Linked DNA regions of Mus musculus: region 2 is linked to region 1. The links are chromatin loops, found by intact Hi-C in ENCODE. Cell type or tissue: heart. All regions are shown on one strand. Each heading gives the region's core, and the rest is flanking DNA. Links, peaks and the distances in the headings are about the cores only.

The links. A loop is a pair of places that touch in the nucleus more often than their neighbours do. Peaks named below come from ENCODE experiments on the same cell type or tissue, not always from the same donor. Only the 100,000 strongest peaks of a DNase experiment are listed, where the experiment ranks them.
Region 2: a loop joins it to region 1, with 6 times the contacts of the local background. A loop is called at or near these places in 7 of 42 quality-filtered maps.

What each region holds. Positions count from the first base shown.
Region 1 is chr14:63,466,707-63,475,315 of GRCm38, reverse strand. No RefSeq gene overlaps it. Among named protein-coding and RNA genes, the nearest start is that of Gm17232, 23 kb to the left of the region's middle. In heart, for the core only: a CTCF peak has its summit at 4,024 (motif pointing right); no DNase peak of the experiment used is centred there; H3K27me3 peaks cover 904 bases.
Region 2 is chr14:63,046,438-63,055,046 of GRCm38, reverse strand. Defb42 (defensin beta 42) reads right to left here and starts at 8,056. Exons shown (of 3, transcript NM_001034910.3): 1 at 7,997-8,056; 2 at 7,429-7,603; 3 at 6,441-6,819. The coding sequence starts at 7,483. The coding sequence ends at 6,647. In heart, for the core only: a CTCF peak has its summit at 4,082 (motif pointing left); a DNase peak (open chromatin) is centred at 4,076; H3K4me3 peaks cover 230 bases; H3K27ac peaks cover 1,599 bases.

The sequences.
Region 1 (8,609 bases), core at 386-8,385:
AAGGCTGTATTCATGTAAGTATTCAACGGAGCAACAGCAAGAAGACCCTCACTAATGTCCAAGGATGCTGATAATTAGGATATAAAGAAACCAGTGAAGATATTTAAGAAGTCCTTTGCCTGCACGGGTACTGTAATTGAGCATCCACAATATGGAGAAGTGATTCAGCTAAAGGTGACTAATGCAAGAGCATATGCCAGCTCTGACAGAGCCTGGATGGGCTAGGACAATCAGCCGACGACCCATCGGTTTTAATTGCTTGCTGCTCTCTGAAGAGTGAGGATTTCCTGGCAGAGCAGAATTTCCTTCTGTTCCTTGTAACAAGCTTTTTTTTTTTTTTCCCACTTCAGTTTGTTTAATGGAATCATTTGGGGTCCACTTTTAATTTGGACTAGTGTAATTCCTTCATGCAATAAATTGAAAAAAAAAACCACCCCCCAAAATACACAAAAGAATGTGTGTTATGTCTCTGTAACTTTGGGTTGTATAAAATGCAGATCAGAAGTATTCAAGGTGGAAAATCCTGTGTCTGCACTGAACATCCAGATATGCCCCCACCCCCCACATCCATTCAACCATCAAGACAGCACCTATGGACACTGTGTTAGATGTTCAAATATATTTACATGTGATTTAAATGATACATGGATTATATAGTAGTGTGTACCACTTTATTATGTACCAGCTATAAACATCCACAAATTTTGGTATCTGCAGGTGTCCTGGAACCAACCCCCCACAGATGGAAGGGGCAGTGTGCTTATGGAGAAAGTCTTAAGTGCAGGAAGGGAGCTGTATCTGCTCCCGGTACAGTTCAATACCCTTTCAGAAGCCAGATTATCTGTTTTAATCTGCAACCATCCTGTAAGGTGGTTGTTCTGATTTACATATGGGCACATTGAGAAGGAGACTGATAAACTAGTTCTCCTGGGGCATAGAGCTAGTAAGCACAGAGCAGGGCTTCAAACCCAGCGTGCCTACCTTTCTACGCGCGCGCGCACACACACACACGTTTATTCAACTATTATCTCTCTATCATCTATCTATACTTCAACTATCATCTATTTATCATCTATCATTTATCTATCTACACGAATGTGCACAGAAAGACATGAAAAGAGAAGGGAGGCTATTTGAGAATAGGAATGGAAGGAGAAGGAAGCAGAGGAGGAGAGCAAGAGAGAGAAATGGGAAATAAGAGTGGTCAAAACTCATGATGTAATTGAACGATACTGCCACTGTATGGATAGATTCAAGGACAGAATAATTGCCTTCGGTTGTGTACTTACTGGTGACCTCGCTAAGCCCAATAAGTAGTTCTAATCAAATATGCACTAAGTGACCTTGAATAAACTAAAAGCCAATCCAAAAGTCATGAATCTGAGAAATGGACTGGTAGGGATAGAAGGGGTAATGAGATGTGTGTGTGTTTCCTATATATATGTCTTAGTCAGGGTTTCTATTCCTGCACAAACATCATGACCAAGAAGCAAGTTGGGGAGGAAAGGGTTTATTCGGCTTACATTTCCATACTGCTGTTGATCACCAAAGGATGCAGGACTGGAACTCAAGCAGGTCAGAAAGCAGGAGCTGATGCAGAGGCCATGGAGGGATGTTCTTTACTGGCTTGCTTCACCTGGCTTGCTCAGCCTGCTCTCTTATAAAACCCAAGACTACCAGCCCAGAGATGGTCCCACCCACAAGGGGCCTTTCCCCCTTGATCACTAATTGAGAAAATGCCTTACAGTTGGATCTCATGGAGGCATTTCCTCAACTGAAGCTCCTTTCTCTGTGATAACTCCAGCGGTGTCAAGTTGACACAAAACTAGCCAGTACAATTGACCCCTTGACACACAAAAACATCACTAGTAAGCCTCAACCCTTACATTCTTATTCATCCCCAAGATCTAAACAACTTTAAAAGTCCCACAGCCTTTACATATTCTTAAAATTTCAATCTCTTTAAAATATCCATCTTTTTAAAAATCCAAAGTCTTTTTACAATTAAAAGTCTCTTAACTGTGGGCTCCACTAAAACAGTTTCTTCTTTCAAGAGGGAAAATATAAGGGCACAGTCACAATCAAAAGCAAAAGTCAATCTCCAACCGTCCAATGTCTGGGATCCAACTCACGATCTTCTGGGCTCCTCTAAGGGCTTGGGTCACTTCTCCAGCCATGCCCTTTGTAGCACACGCGTCATCCTCTAGGCTCCAGATGCCTGTACCCCACTGCTGCTGCTGCTCTTGGTGGTCATCTCATGGTACTGGCATCTCCAAAACACTGCATGACCCCTTCAGTCCTGGGCCATCAATTGCAACTGAGGCTGCACTTTCACCAATGGCCTTCCATGGCCTCTCACAGTGCCAAGCCTCAGCTGCTCTGCTCAACTCCTTCATGCCTTCAAAACCAACCAGTACCACCTGGGTGACCCTTACACATTACCAAGTCTAGCCACAGCACAATGTACAACGTTGGCTATATCTGGAACACAGCCACTGTGCTCTCAGAAAACACTTCCCAGAAGATGTCACCTCAATGATGCTGGTCTCTTCTTAATCACCGCTAATTTCTTAGCTCCGGCTAACCAGCATCAATAGTCCCAGTAATGCAAAGTTTTTGCTTTAGTAGTTCTGGTATCTTGTTAATCACAGCTGATTCTTCAGCCCCAGCTAACCAGAACTACAGAATCTTCACAATCAAAACAACAATGGCCCTCAAAAGAGTCTTTAATTTTCCCTCTGAAATTTCACAACCCAGGCCTCCATCTTCTGCACTGTCCTCAACATTATCTTCCAAGCTCCTACAAAACATCTGACAGAGCTCTTAACAACGAATGGATCTTCAAGCCCAAAGTTCCAAAGTCCTTCCACAGACCTCCCCAAAACATGGTCAGGTTGTCACAGAAATACCCCACTCTGCTGGTACCAATTTGTCTTAGTCAGGGTTTCTATTCCTGCACAAACATCATGACCAAGAAGCAAGTTGGGGAGGAAAGGGTTTATTCGGCTTACATTTCCATACTGCTGTTGATCACCAAAGGATGCAGGACTGGAACTCAAGCAGGTCAGAAAGCAGGAGCTGATGCAGAGGCCATGGAGGGATGTTCTTTACTGGCTTGCTTCACCTGGCTTGCTCAGCCTGCTCTCTTATAAAACCCAAGACTACCAGCCCAGAGATGGTCCCACCCACAAGGGGCCTTTCCCCCTTGATCACTAATTGAGAAAATGCCTTACAGTTGGATCTCATGGAGGCATTTCCTCAACTGAAGCTCCTTTCTCTGTGATAACTCCAGCGGTGTCAAGTTGACACAAAACTAGCCAGTACAATATATATGTGTATGTGTGCATGCATGCATTTTTACTTTACTTTTAAAAGTATTTCATGTCTTACTGGGAGCATACCATGGCACATGTATGGAGGTTAGAGGATAACTTATGGGGGCGGGGTTCTCTCCTCCCGACATGTGGGTCCTGGGGATTGGACTTAGGTCATTAGGCTCTGCCAACGGTGCATTTACCCTCTGAGCCATCTGTCCAGCCCAGATAGGTGTTTTTGAAGTTTTGGAAAGGTGCATAAAAGACTAAGGCTACAGTTTACCTAGGGAAGTGTGGGAACTGGGCAGATGGAACTCCAAGCGTGTGTAACTTCTGTCACAGTGTCCTTTAATTAATGCTCTGTTTCCATATGAATCTTTCTCAGAAATTCCACACTGCTTATGGAAAAGCAGAAATAAAAAGGATGGACACTGTGTATCTGTTTGGTGTTAGGTACCTGGCTCAGGACCTCAAAGAGACTTGTAGAGTAAGAACCTTTCGGCTAGACCAAAAGGTTTCAGAGAGAGAGAGAGAGGAAGGAGAGAGAGAATATGAATTTATAGAGTTTTAATTCTGACAGATTAGAGATTTCATGCTTGGTCCATGGAGAAGAACATCAAAATGTGCATTATTCTAACAAATAGCAAATTCTGACAATCAAAGATGCCAAGGAAACTCAGTTAAGTGCACACACAAATGTATTCTATAGTTTTCCAGCAGAGGGCACCTTAGGCTCTACTAACTGCGGTGGGTGGCAGGCCAGCAGTCTGAAAGCCATTTGTTGGCAGACTTGTTTTCTTAGACCTTCTCTGCTGTGGTTTGAGTAAGGAACATATGGAGGTGGGAAGCCAGAGGGTAGAGCTTAGGAAAGAAGCCAGGAGACTCCAGCTCATCACTAGCTCTGCCACTGGCTGACTGTTAATGAGCCAATAGTGTTGGGTTTCAATTCAGAGGAGAGAGTTACGCTCCAGCCACCGCTTTATAGCCCACTGGTGCTGACAGCACACATTGCTACAATAGCTACGTCCCAGCAATTCCGCGGAATCAGTATAGAGCCATGGCTTTACATGCTGTACCTCCAAGCCCCAGGGAAATTCACTGCCTTCTAGAAATACCAGTGACTGTCATCTTTTAAACAGAAGCTTCTTTTGCTTAAAAAAATAAATCAACGTGTGCCTCCTGGATGCCCTGGCACACTGCTATGGTGATAGCTTTAGCTTCTTGTTCCTGAGATGGGCAGCTGTGGAGGTCAGGGTGGTTGTGATCAGGGGAGGAGTATTAAAGGTGATACTGTGAGTCCCATTGGGCCCCCTGAAGATTAGGGCTGGGGAGATGACCTTCTGGGGGCTAGGTTAGAAGGATGAGCAGGGGCCGAGGGTGTCTCTGGCAGAAGCTGAGGTGTGGCTTCACAGGGACAACAGGTGATGGACAAGCCTCTCTAACTGGTGGAGCCCATAGACCTGGGGGTGTTCTGCTAGGCAGCTGGCTCTACGATGCACTACTGTTTGAGCCTCCAGCTCAGAAGCTACTATCTTAGGCCCTGTTCTTAGAATTGGCCAAAACAATTATTTACAGGAGGGAGGGGAGATGGGAGAGCAGGCAGGAAAGCCTAGTCCATGGTCTGAGATTCAGAGCCAACACTGTAAGAAGGTGCACACCTTAAATCGAAGCTTTCAGAAGGAATGAGAGAGTTCCAGGATTACACAGAGAAATCCTGTCATGGGGGAGGGGCAGGGAAGCTCCCTCGATCCCTTGGATTTTCTTGTTCCTACTCTTCCACCACCTCACTCTTCCATATTCTCTGTCCCTTCCAATCTTTTCCTTTCTCTCTCTCTCTTTTTTTCCTATCTTGTGTTTTCTGGGGTTTCTTGCAGGGGCCGCTCTGTTGAGCTTAGCTCTGAGCAGAAGAGCAGGGACTCAGCTTTTACTGGGAGGGTGACTGACATGCAGACGCCTCCTGCTGTGGTCAAATAGAATGTGGTTGGGCCATCTCCCAGAAGAAAGGCCGCCTTGGCTCCTGTCCCATCTAGCACCACCAAGGAGCACAGCAGGCACAATCCACTACCAGGGCTACAGACAAAAGCTGGCCGCCTACTTGCTTGATTTTGTGGGTTTCAGCCAAAAGGTTTGTGGTCCTCCCGAAGTATGTATCATATAATGAATTGCTGTACCCAATGTCACGCACATTTAAATTTCATGGAAGAAGTTAATGACACCGGCAGAAGTTGTGATCTTTTCTTCTCACACCAACCACATTGTCCTGCTGCCTGCCGTTTGGCACACGTCCTTTGACTAAAGAGTCCTCATGGCAAAAAAAGAGTCCCTGTGGGTGATGGAAGACTCTGGGTCTGCTCCCGGGCTGAGGGTCCCTCCTTAACAACTTGGTTGCTAATGGTCATGGGCTTGGTTACCTATGTACTTCCCTCAGAGGTCATGCTGGTCCTTACTTAGGACTTTGTCTTAGTCAGGGTTTCTATTCCTGTACAAACATCATGACCAAGAAACAAGTTGGGGAGGAAAGGGTTTATTCAGCTTACACTTCCATGCTGCTGTTCATCACCAAGGAAGTCAGGGCTGGAACTCAAGCAGGTCAGGAAGCAGGAGCTGATGCAGAGGCCATGGAGGGATGTTCTTTACTGGCTTGCCTCCCCTGGCTTGCTCAGCCTGCTCTCTTATAGAACCAAGACTGCCAGCCCCGAGATGGTCCTACCCACAAGGGGCCTTTCCCCCTTGATCACTAATTGAGAAAATGCCTTACAGCTGGATCTCCTGGAGGCATTTCCTCAACTGAAGCTCCTTTTTCTGTGATAACTCCAGCCTGTGTCAAGTTGACACAGAACTAGCTGGTACGGACTTGTTCCAGCCCAAATACTCGTGAGAAGTGACCCAGCTTACCCCCAGGTGGACAGCTGAAGGGTGGGGAGTGGGAGGGAAGAAGAGAGGCCAGAGAGGAGAAGCAGATGTACTATTTTTTTTTTTTTGGTTGATCTGGTGTCTAGTGTCATTTCTGTTGCTCTGATGAGCACAAGGAACCCAGAGGAGTAATGGCCCATCTGTCTTACAGCTCCAGGTCACAGTCTGTCATTTTGTGGAAGTCAAGGCAGGATCCCGAGCAACTGACCACAACATATCACAGTCATGAGCGGAGAGAAGTGAGCGCATCGGTGCTGTCTGCTTGCTTTGCTAACTTTCTACTGTCCAATAGCTCAGGACCCCTCACCTCTCACAACGAGCTGGGTCTTCCTACATTAACAAGCAAGACCATCCTCCTAGAGATGTGCCAATAGACCAACCTGGAAAAAAAAATCAGTTACTCTATGAGGCTATCAGGTGAGTCAGATTGATCGTTAAAACTAATCACCACAGGTGTTATCACAAGTACTGCAGAGTGGGTGGCTCAAACAGTAACCCCTGTTGTCATGATTCTGAAAACCAGAAGTCTGATTGTGAGCAGCAGGACTGGCCCCTCCCAAGGCTTCTCTTCCTGGGTTTGCAATGGCCATCTTAGCCTGTGTCTTCACATGACCTCCCTCTGTGTGTCTGTGTCCTAGTCACCTTTGAGAAATAAAGATACCAGCTATGTGCTTATGACTTCATCTTAACCCACAAAGACCTCATTTCCAGATACATTGGCCAGAGAAGCTTGCTCATCACTGTTGTCCCTGTGAGGTGACACCCCAGGGAGAAGAGTTCTAGGAATCACTTCCACTGGCGGCCTGGTCTTCCCTGACTCCCCGGCTCAGATCTTCCTACGGTTCCAGAAGCTCTCAGTCCTCACCCCTCTCCCTTCCCCTTCCTGGAAGGCTCAGAGTAGCTTCTCCTTTCCCAACCAAGTTCTTGATCCATCTAGGTGGGCAAGTGGAGAAGCATGTGTCCCAATACTAGTCTCTTGCAATCCTTCCAAACGAGGCTTGGCCAGGCGTGACTTTGTAAGACACTCTCAAGGTCTGGCTTGGCGTTGTGATCATTTTCTCTGGAGACTTATCACCTTCCTTGGCAAGTCTTCCTACCTGAGTGCCTCTTCATCCCTGAAGGGAGTGAGAAGCAGGCATCGTGGGACCCTTCTGTCTAACAGATGGCTTAGGAACATTTCGAGAAGCCAAGCCTCTAGAGTCTTGCGCCATCCATGGCTGGTAGAAACCACTCGTGGCAGGACTCACTTCCTTGTGGCAAGTGAGGTGGCCACTTCCAGGGCTTTTATGCTCTTCTGAGGTTTCCCTTCCTCCAGGATCTCCCTGTAGGCTGGGCTATGTAGTCATTTGCTTTGTGCCTAGGAACAGGGTATTTAATAATGTAGCCTTCTATTGGATCAGCTCACACCAGATAGGGCCTGGGGCCTGGGGCCTGGGGCCTGCCTGTACTGCCCAAGTGGCTCAGCTGCATATCATTTCCCTCAGAGTAGCAGCAGCTCAGCCTTCCCCCAAGCCAGTCCAATCACAGGCAGCAGGGTTCTGATGTGGACAGTGAACAGGAGGGGAATCCTCTGTATTCACTAAGAAGCAGGAAAGGCAGGGGAATCAATTCCCATTCTCCCGGCATCCAGATGGGCTGTGACATTCAGGGTCTGGAATGTGGAAGCTGTAGGTTGGGCTGGTGACAAAGCTCCCAGAGCACACTGGGGCAGTTGGCCCAACCTAATGAAGCCACAGCTGGCCCTCTGAACAAAGGGCTGTGTCACTTCTGAGAGGTCACATCCACATTCCTCAGTTTGGTCAGCACCTTGGAGCATCTCTGTTCCTCTACTTCCCTGTGTGGACAATTCTAGAGAGGGGGCCTGGGGGAGGTGTTAAACCCCACCCTAAAAGTGAGCAACACTTTCCAATAAACGGGCAGAGGAAACACTGCCTACCTGTGCTCCCTTTTGTCCTGACCGGCCTGTAGTCATCCTCCACTGGCATGGACTCCTTTGGCCTCGGAATGCAGATTCAATACCAGAGGCTCTCCATGGAGTTTCCAGGCCTTCAGCATCTGCTGGGACTGCTGAGGCTTCCAGCTTCTCAGACTGAGCAGCTACTGGAGTTAAACATGCAGATTACTATCCCTGGACTACCTGGGTCTATCGTGTAAGCTGGTGTAACGAGTGCCCTTGTACAATAGATATGCATTCTATTGGTGCTTTCTAGAGAACTCTAGTATAACAGCCAAATGGTTACCATGTTCAGCTGGCTTGAAGAAGTGGACATGCGTCTTGGCTTTGGTATAAAAAAGTCTGTGACCTCTATGTGGTAGTAATTTTTCTTTTATCCTCTCTCTCTCTCTTCTTCCTCCTCTTCCTCCTCTTCCTCCTCCTCCTTC
Region 2 (8,609 bases), core at 167-8,166, 420 kb after region 1:
GCTCCGCAGAACCAGGTCTGTGCCAAAGTAGGCAGAGCCCAGGGCCAGCCTCCTCCCCTCCCGTTGATCCCTCTGCTGGCCTGGAGGGAGGCTGGTGGCTGATAGGAGCTGGTTCCTCAGATGAGGTCATTTGTTTTGGTGCCAGGGGAAGGGAGGTGGTGGAGGCAGGGGCCCTGCTGTCTGCTCTCCGCTTGCTGGCGCCACAGGGTGGACAGCCTGGGTCTTGTCTGGACAGTGCCTCATTCTGAGAATGATGAGAAGAGACTCAGAGGGCAGGGAGTGGCCAGGCAGCCCATGCTTGAGGTCTGGAAGAGAAAATGGGAGCTCAACTGAAAGGCTGGGCTAGCCTCTTTCCTGGTTCTCTCAGGGGTCTGGTGAGCTCTGACTGGACCCTGAACTAGCCTACCACACGCAGAAGGAACAATTATGCTCCCCCGGACATCTGTGCTGCTATTCTGAAACACTTCCAGCATTTGTTGTTATCCTAGGAGGCCTTTCCAGCTCTTTGGGGTTTTCAGAGGCTACCCAGGAAAGCTTGTTAGTTACTTTTTTTTTTTTTTTTTCTGGGATGATGTGACCCACTTCCTAGCTCCACTCACTGATTAAAAGCTCCCAATGTGTCTATGAGGCCCAAGAACTCATTAAGAAATATTGTGGATGACAGGTCTTCTGTGTGCAAGTGGATTGAGGGGCTCTTAAAATGTTTGGGTTCATATACAGGTTCCCAGAGTGTTCTCAACACTTTCTTCATCCTCTTCCTCCTCACTCACCCACCAGAAACAGCCCCTTCCCTGCTTTGGACACAGTGCCATGTTCTTAAAATTCAAGTGAGTGGCAGTCCGTGGGGTTACTGTTGCGCCCAGCTTCTCTTCCCCATTGTTTTGTCTGGGAGGTTGCCTACAATGCTGCGTTGTGAGTAGCAGAAGGTTTTTTTTTAGCTTGGGTGTGTTCCATTTAAAAGCACTCCAATATTGGGCTAGTGAGACAGCTCAGGGTCATCTCTGCGCCACTCCTAGAACCTATGTACAAAGAGAGAAGGGAAGGGAAAAAAAGAAACCAACTCGACAAAGCTGTCTCCTGACCTCCACACATGGGTTGTAGCATGCACATGCACAACACACACACAGACACACGCACATGCATGCACACACCACCCACATTTCACTCGAACATACACACATGCAAATGCACACACACACACACATCATATCTTCATAGAAGTAATCTCAAGGACTTTCTAAAATTAACATTTGAAAGATTTTACTTGAAACTTTTAACCAGCTTCTAAGAATTTATTATTTGTTGTGTTTCTGGTTATTTTCCCTCTTGCCTTTTCCATGGGAAGAACGATTCACTTGATGTAGCCTACTAGTTCCTAAAATGCCATTTGTGCTCTATTTCAGGTAAAATGATGATAAAGCAATCCTATGGCTCCCTCTTTATAATTTCCTATCTCTGATTCATTTTGAGTTTATTCTGGGATAAGGTCTGCATGAGCCACCAGCCTTATTATTTCAGAGCGGCATCCCTAATTAATGAACAATGTATTGTTGTCCCTACTGACCGAATGACTTGTTGTTGGTCCTATTAATTGAAAGGTCCTTGTCTTTCCTCTGCTGCTTGTCAATGCAGCTGGTCACGTCCTGTTATCGGCTTCCTTGGTTAAGGCTTGGATATCTAGGAGGAGACTTAGGCGGACTCCTCATCTTCTGAATTTCTGATGACAATCTTATTTAAAAACTTTATTAAGGAGCTTGAGGTTCAGTCTGCGTGATTCAAAGATTTTGTGGGATTACACTCATATTTAAAGTTGACAGGAAGGAGGTGACCAGGATGCTGTATTAGATGTCTTTATCTTTGCATCCTTGAACATCTTTTATTGATTCCTTCTTCAAAGTTTAAAGCCATCTTCACAGGTGTTGGCCTGTTCCTTGTTACCCTTGTTCTATGTGTTGTCTTTTGTTGTTTACTGTTGAGAAGAGGTTTGTTTGTTTGTTTGTTTGTTTATCTGTGCAGGTGAGTCGAACATGGGGACATTTTGATTCGCCTCACTGTCTTTTGGATGGTGGTTATGTGACCCAACTCTGAATGAGGAATATCTGATGATCTAGCTGGGTGTTTCGAAGATTAGAAATATTGTGTGAGTCATTAAGAAATGAATTTGGGGGACTGAAGAGATGGCTCAGTGGTTAAGAACACTGACTGTTCTTTCAGAGGTCCTGAGTTCAATTCCCAGCAACCACATGGTGGCTCACAACCATCTGTAATGGGTCTGACACCCTCTTCTGGTGTGTCTGAAGACAGCATCAGGGTACTCATATAAATAAATAATTCCAAAAACATTAACAAAGAAATGGATTCGACTTATATGTCCATTGAATGAATGAATAACGAAAATGTGATTCACACACAAAGGAAAATGAAATTAGCAGGAAAAAAAAAAAAACGATGAAACTGGAATGCATTACTCTGAGTAAGGTAACCGAGAAGACAAATGTTATCCAGGCAGTGGTGGCGCACACCTTTAATGCTAGCACTTAGGAGGCAGAGGCAGGCAGATTACTGAGTTCGAAACCAGCCTGGTCTACAGAGTGAGTTCCAGGACAACCAGGACTACACAGAGAAACCCTGTCTGGAAAAAGCAAAAAACAAAAAAACAAAAAAACAAAGGAGGAGGAGGAGGAGGAGGAGGAGGAGGAGGGAGAGGAGGAGAAGGAGAAGGAGAAGACAAATGCTACATATTCTCCCTCATATGTGGGTGTGGGTCCTGGCTTTGAAGGATTTATGTATTTAATTTGGAAGTATCTGTAGAGCCCAGGAGGCTAGAAAGGGCCATAAGAGGGAGAAGGAAGGAGGCTTTAAAGGGAGATGGGGGTGTGGGGCTCTGGAATTGTGGTGGTGGTGGTGGGCAGGAATACTGGGAATTAAAGACTTAAGCAGGAACTGTGGCAAGGGAAAGAGGAGAGGAGAAGATGGGGTGGAATCAGAAGAAGGATTGAAGAAGCTGAAGAGGAGGGCGACCCCATGGGAAGACCAGCGTCTCAACTAACCCAGATCCCAGGGAGCTCCCAGAGACTGAGCCACCAGCCAGGCAGCATTCACGGCTTGGTCTGAGGCCCCCTGCACATATATAGCAGAGGACTGCCTGGTCTGGCCTCAGTAAGAGAAGATGTGTCTAATCCTCAAGAGACTTGAGGCCCCAGGAAAGGAGAAGCCTGTTGTGGGGGAGCACCCTCTCGAAGGCAAGGGGGAGGAGTGGGATGAGGAACTGGGGGAGAGGGGATGAGGAAGGGGTAACAGCTGGAATGTAAATAAATAAAATAATTTAAAAAAAGATTGTGGAAATCCCCTGTGAAAGTCCACTGCTTTAAGGAAATTAAAAGGAATATAGAGACTCCCTCAAGCTCTCCATCACCAGCTTACTTGTGGCCTGTTATGTAGTTATTATTTTCCATGGTAAGTACCTCTTCTTTTCTTTTCTTTTCTTTTCTTTTCTTTTCTTTTCTTTTCTTTTCTCTTCTTTTCTTTTCCTTTCTTTTCCTTTCTCTTCTTTTCTTCCTTTATTTCTTTTTTAAAGAATTATTTGTTTATTTTTATGTATATGAACGCACCGTCACTGTCTTCAGACACACTAGTGGAGGGTGTCAGATCCCATTACAGATGGTTATGAGCCACCACGTAGTTGCTGGGAATTGAACTCAGGACTTCTGGAACTGCTGAGCCATCCCTCCAGCCCCGGTAAGTACATTTCCTAATGTCACTCAACAAAGAGTGACAAGGAACTGAGCTCCCAGATAGATGGCTTCCAAGTCTACATTCATGTACAATTAAAAAAAAAAAATACTCAAATCAAGACATTACTGTTGTTAAGGGTCTTCATTACCATATGCAGCCAGAGATGGATTTTGTCCTCACAACCTGTATTAGTAAGCGCCCCACCCTATTCCTTTCCTCCCCCAAGCTTCAGTGTAAAAGTCTGGTTCCCTTTATTGCTTTGAGTATTCAAGTTCACACTTTTTCAGCTTACAGACTTCCCCTGGGATGTGGCAAGATGGCTGAAAGCCTGCGCCTGCGCCCCCTGGTGGTGGAAGCAAAAACTAAGGGTTGGCCTTCCTACCCTTGTGGTTTTCCTTTGTAGAAGCCTCCCATGTTGAGGGAACTCCAGAGCTTTCAAAAGCTCGCACAGTTGGGGCCACCGACAGATTGCACTGAAATTTGATCTGTGTTTTTTTTGTTTGTTTGTTTTTTTTTTTTTTAAAGTCCTACCCAAGCTGGTATGTGTCCATTTTCTCAAACTATGAAGATTGAAAAGGGTGGAACAACTCTAATTGTTGTCTATCACCAGAAGGTCCAAGTTTCTCCATCTCTCAGGTTTTCAGCCAGATGGTGTGTGTGTAGTGGTGGTGATGGTGGTGTGTGTGTGCGCGCGCGCGTGTGCGTGTGTTTACACATGCAGATATGTGCTGATGCATGCATCAGAGGCTCTTTCCTTCTACCATGTGGGTTTTGGCAACATCAAGCCCAGACAGTCAGGTTTGGTAGCAAGTGCCTTTACCCACTGAATCATACTGCTAGTCTTCCTCCCAATTCCTTTTAATTGTACAGTTCAGAGCTACATTCAGTCCACTCAAACTTTATAGGCCTTGAATCACCCTAAATAACATTGATCTACACCCCGCCCCCCCCCCGCCCCCCCCCCCCCCCCGCCCCAGGTGATCCCAGTGTGGTTTATTCACTGTAGGTACCCACAGGGCTTTGGAACACGCCCAAGCCCCTCCAACCTACTCCCATCATCCCCCACCACCGTCAACCCCCACCTGCCACCCCTCCCCCTCCTTGATGTCTCTGCTCCCTTTGTCCTTGTGAATTGAATCGGCTGACAATCCACGAAAGCGGGAAGACCCAAACACTCCCACTTTTCTTTTGGTAAGAGGACACGCTTTAAGGAGCCAGTGCAGGTTGCCACATGCTATAGCTGTTACTAGACGGTCTCATAAGGGCTAAGCAAAGTATCATGTCATTAGAGTCTTATTAGCTGTGTGAACCCATTGTGACTCTCCCCGCCCGCCCCCCCCCCCCCGGAAGTATGAGGACCAGAAGCTGGAGACCTGTGGGCAGGTGGCTTCCTCCTGCCGTGCTCATAGAGTGTTACTGTGCACTGTGACCACAGTCTGGGGAAGACCAATCCTGACCTGAGGCTGCCAACCATTCTCATTGATGAATTATGAGGATCTTGATGGCGCCTGGTGGTTCTGCCCCTGAGGCATGGGCGACGGGAATGGATGGTAAGGAAGCACGCTGGCAAAAGGCAATTGTGTGGAGGGCTTGACCCTGAGCCTGAGGGTCCATGATACATGGGCAAAAGTAGTGATGTTGCCGGGCGTGGTGGCGCACGCCTTTAATCCCAGCACTTGGGAGGCAGAGGCAGGCGGATTTCTGAGTTCAAGGCCAGCCTGGTCTACAAAGTGAGTTCCAGGACAGCCAGGGCTACACAGAGAAACCGTGTCTTGAAAAACAAAAACAAAAACAAACAAACAAAAAAAAGTAGTGATGTCAATGGGTGGGACCTGTGCCTGGAGTCAGAAATGGAACTCAGAAGACAGAGCTTTATGGCTTTGAGCCTTAAAAAAGAGTTTTGATGGCCCAGTATTTCATGTCTCTGGTTGGATTCATAACTGCTCATTGAAACTACAGCCAAGCCAGACTCCTGTACTTCCCAAGAGGAAAGAAGTTCAGCGCAAGTGAAAGCAGATGCAGTCAAGACAGGCTGGGTAGTGCACATGTGTGTGTTCCCAAATATGTAAATATAACATGTTCAGTTCATATATTACTTGTAGCTATATGTTTTTCAGGGCTGACCATTTGGTATTGGACAACCAACTGGTGTACTTAAAGCCTGATGAAATATACATAAATTAATAATAACAAAAAAATGAAGATGGACTGGGTGCAAATCCAGGACAAACTAAGTTATTACTTGTATGATCTTAGAAAAAAAATCCATCATTTAAAGAAATCAGATTTTGTTTCAAGGTTAAGTAACTTGATATATGCAAAACAGTTTAAATGCTGAGAGCTTCATGTCAGTTATTTTTTCTTATTCTCATGGACATTTCTCGGAGAATGTCATTTCCTTCGGCCTGTGGCTTGTATGGAGCCGTTGAATTTGTTGTTCTTTGTTTTGTTTGTTTTTTTTAATTCAATTTAATTTTATGTATGTGGTGTCTAGCCTGCATGTGTATCTGTGTACCACGTAAGCGAAACGTCTGCAGAAGCTGAAAGAGAGCATTACATCCCCTGGAACTGGAGTTACAGATGCTTGTGAGCTACCATATAGGTGATGGGAAACAAGCCTAGGTCCTCTAGAAGAGCAGCCAGTGCTCTTAACCACCGAGTCACTTCTCCAGTCCCACACAGGTGAATTTGAAACGGGAAATTTATGATTTAAGACAAGGAAGACCACGGGGTGCCATTTATTGCAAAGCTTCTTACAAAATGCCATCTGGGCTTTTGCCAGTAAACAGACACGTGGCCAGCGTCACCCTTATGCGTCACGTCCACTTTTTCTTGAGCTCTTGGGCCTCACAGACAGATTGGGAGTGTTTAATCATTCACATGGCCTTTTAACTGGAGCTGTGAGGCTAGGTCATATACCTTTGGTTTGAGGAAGTACAAAATCGGTATCCTTTCTACAACAGGACATTATGTTGTTACAGTAGGCAATCCATACCCACCCTAACTTACAACCAAAGAAACACAAGCCTTCGATTGCGGTGCACGTCTCAAAGGATATGCCCTTATTCCCGATCGAACAGCGACCTGAAGAATAGAGAAAGGGCAACCAGTCTTCAGAAAGCTAGGGACGAACCTGGGCTGGTTTTCTCTTGCTCATTCTCCCTCTGGGACCCATCCTTTTACTTCCTATCATACTTCAGTAAGACTGTGGCGTCTAGGTCTACGAAGAGGGATTTGAGTTGGGCATGTTGGTGCACACCTTTAACCCCAGCACTCTAGATACTGAGGCAGTTCTAGGAGTCCAAGGCCAGCCTGGTCTACATAGCTAGTTCCAGGACAGTCAGGGCTACATAGAGAGATTCTGAATTAAAATAAAACATTAGGAATATGGTGAGTAGAGATGTATGCATCATGAAAAGAGCTCTCCTAAAGGTCCTGGAAGTTTTCAGGAAATAGTGAAAGATGGTTAGTATAGAGAAAGGCAACCCTTAACCATGACCTAGCCCTAAACTGATGGCCCATCTCCTGTGGGTGGAACTTCCCATTCTGGGCTTATACCCATAGATCAGGCTATCTATCTGTCTGTCTATCTATCTATCTATCTATCTATCTATCTATCTATCTATCATCTATTTAAAATTTTAGGATCTGAGCTTTTAAGAGACCTTTTCAGACCCATAGTCCACTGCCTACCTGCAGGCAATGATGTCACCAGGATGAACAGTAAGCATGAAAGACGCAGGTTCATAGCTGTGGAGGGTCTGGAGCTGGAACTGCCGAGACAGCTGTCTGGAAGCCTTGTTTATAGAGATGATCTGGGTTAGGTGGCGCTGGATTCAAGCTCACTCTTCCAGGGAGAGCCCAGCTTCTATAGAGGCCAGAAGAAGAGGAGTGAGACCCTGTGCCGTTCAGCACTACCCTCATTTCTTCAAAGCACACGAGTTGAAGGCATTCAGCAAAGGGCAGAGTGCCCCCACCCACAGAGCAGGAGTCTCACGCAAGGCCTAAGCACTTTTCCTCTCCCCTTTTGAAATTTCAGGAGAAAAATGGTTATGTCATTTGCCTGCAAGTCACATTGAAAGCCCAGGGGTCACAAAACAGTACTACAGAGCACAGGCAATTCATGGCTGGGAGGGGCACAGGTAAAAGATACTCACAGGGTTCCAAGAAGCAAAAGGCTCTTAGCATGTCAACAGGGTTTGACTAAGAGTAGAGGGTTTGCTCAGCGAGTGGAGAAGTCTCCTCTTTCAGTTTTACTTACTCGTTTGGCCAGATTCTGCTGTGGAAAAGTCCCCAGAGAGCTTCCTTTTCCAAATGGCTTGAGACACCAATCTGGGTCTCTTGAGGGCCGCAGGCAAGAGGGAGGAGCCTCACTGTGGGGGCAGCTGGGTAGCTGGGCTGGAACTCTGCTTTCTCATGGGAGGGCTGTTTTCAAGGTCAGATGCCTAGATCCAGAGGTGGAACTGAACAGTAGTTCTCTGGAGGTAAGGATGTGGCCTTTGGAAAGTGCCATTAGGCCCACACTCCTTGGGGCAGTAATGAATGATTAATACAAACTCTGATGTTATTCTGTCCTTTGAGGTAGGCTTGTTGCCAAGTGGCCCACACACTGTAGTCTGTAAGATGCCCGTAGAGTGTAGTTTTATTGATTACACTGTGCTTTGAAGGCATACTCTCTTTGAAGACTTTATTTAGTAGCTCAACTCCATCTTCATCTTCTCCAAAACCACATGCATTGTGGGAAGTTCTCTTTTGAAGATATGAGGATATATATATATGTATATATGTGTATATATGTGCATATATATGCATTTCTGCTGGTATACTTATTTTTTAAGATATTTATTTATTTATTTATTTATTTATTTAAGCTT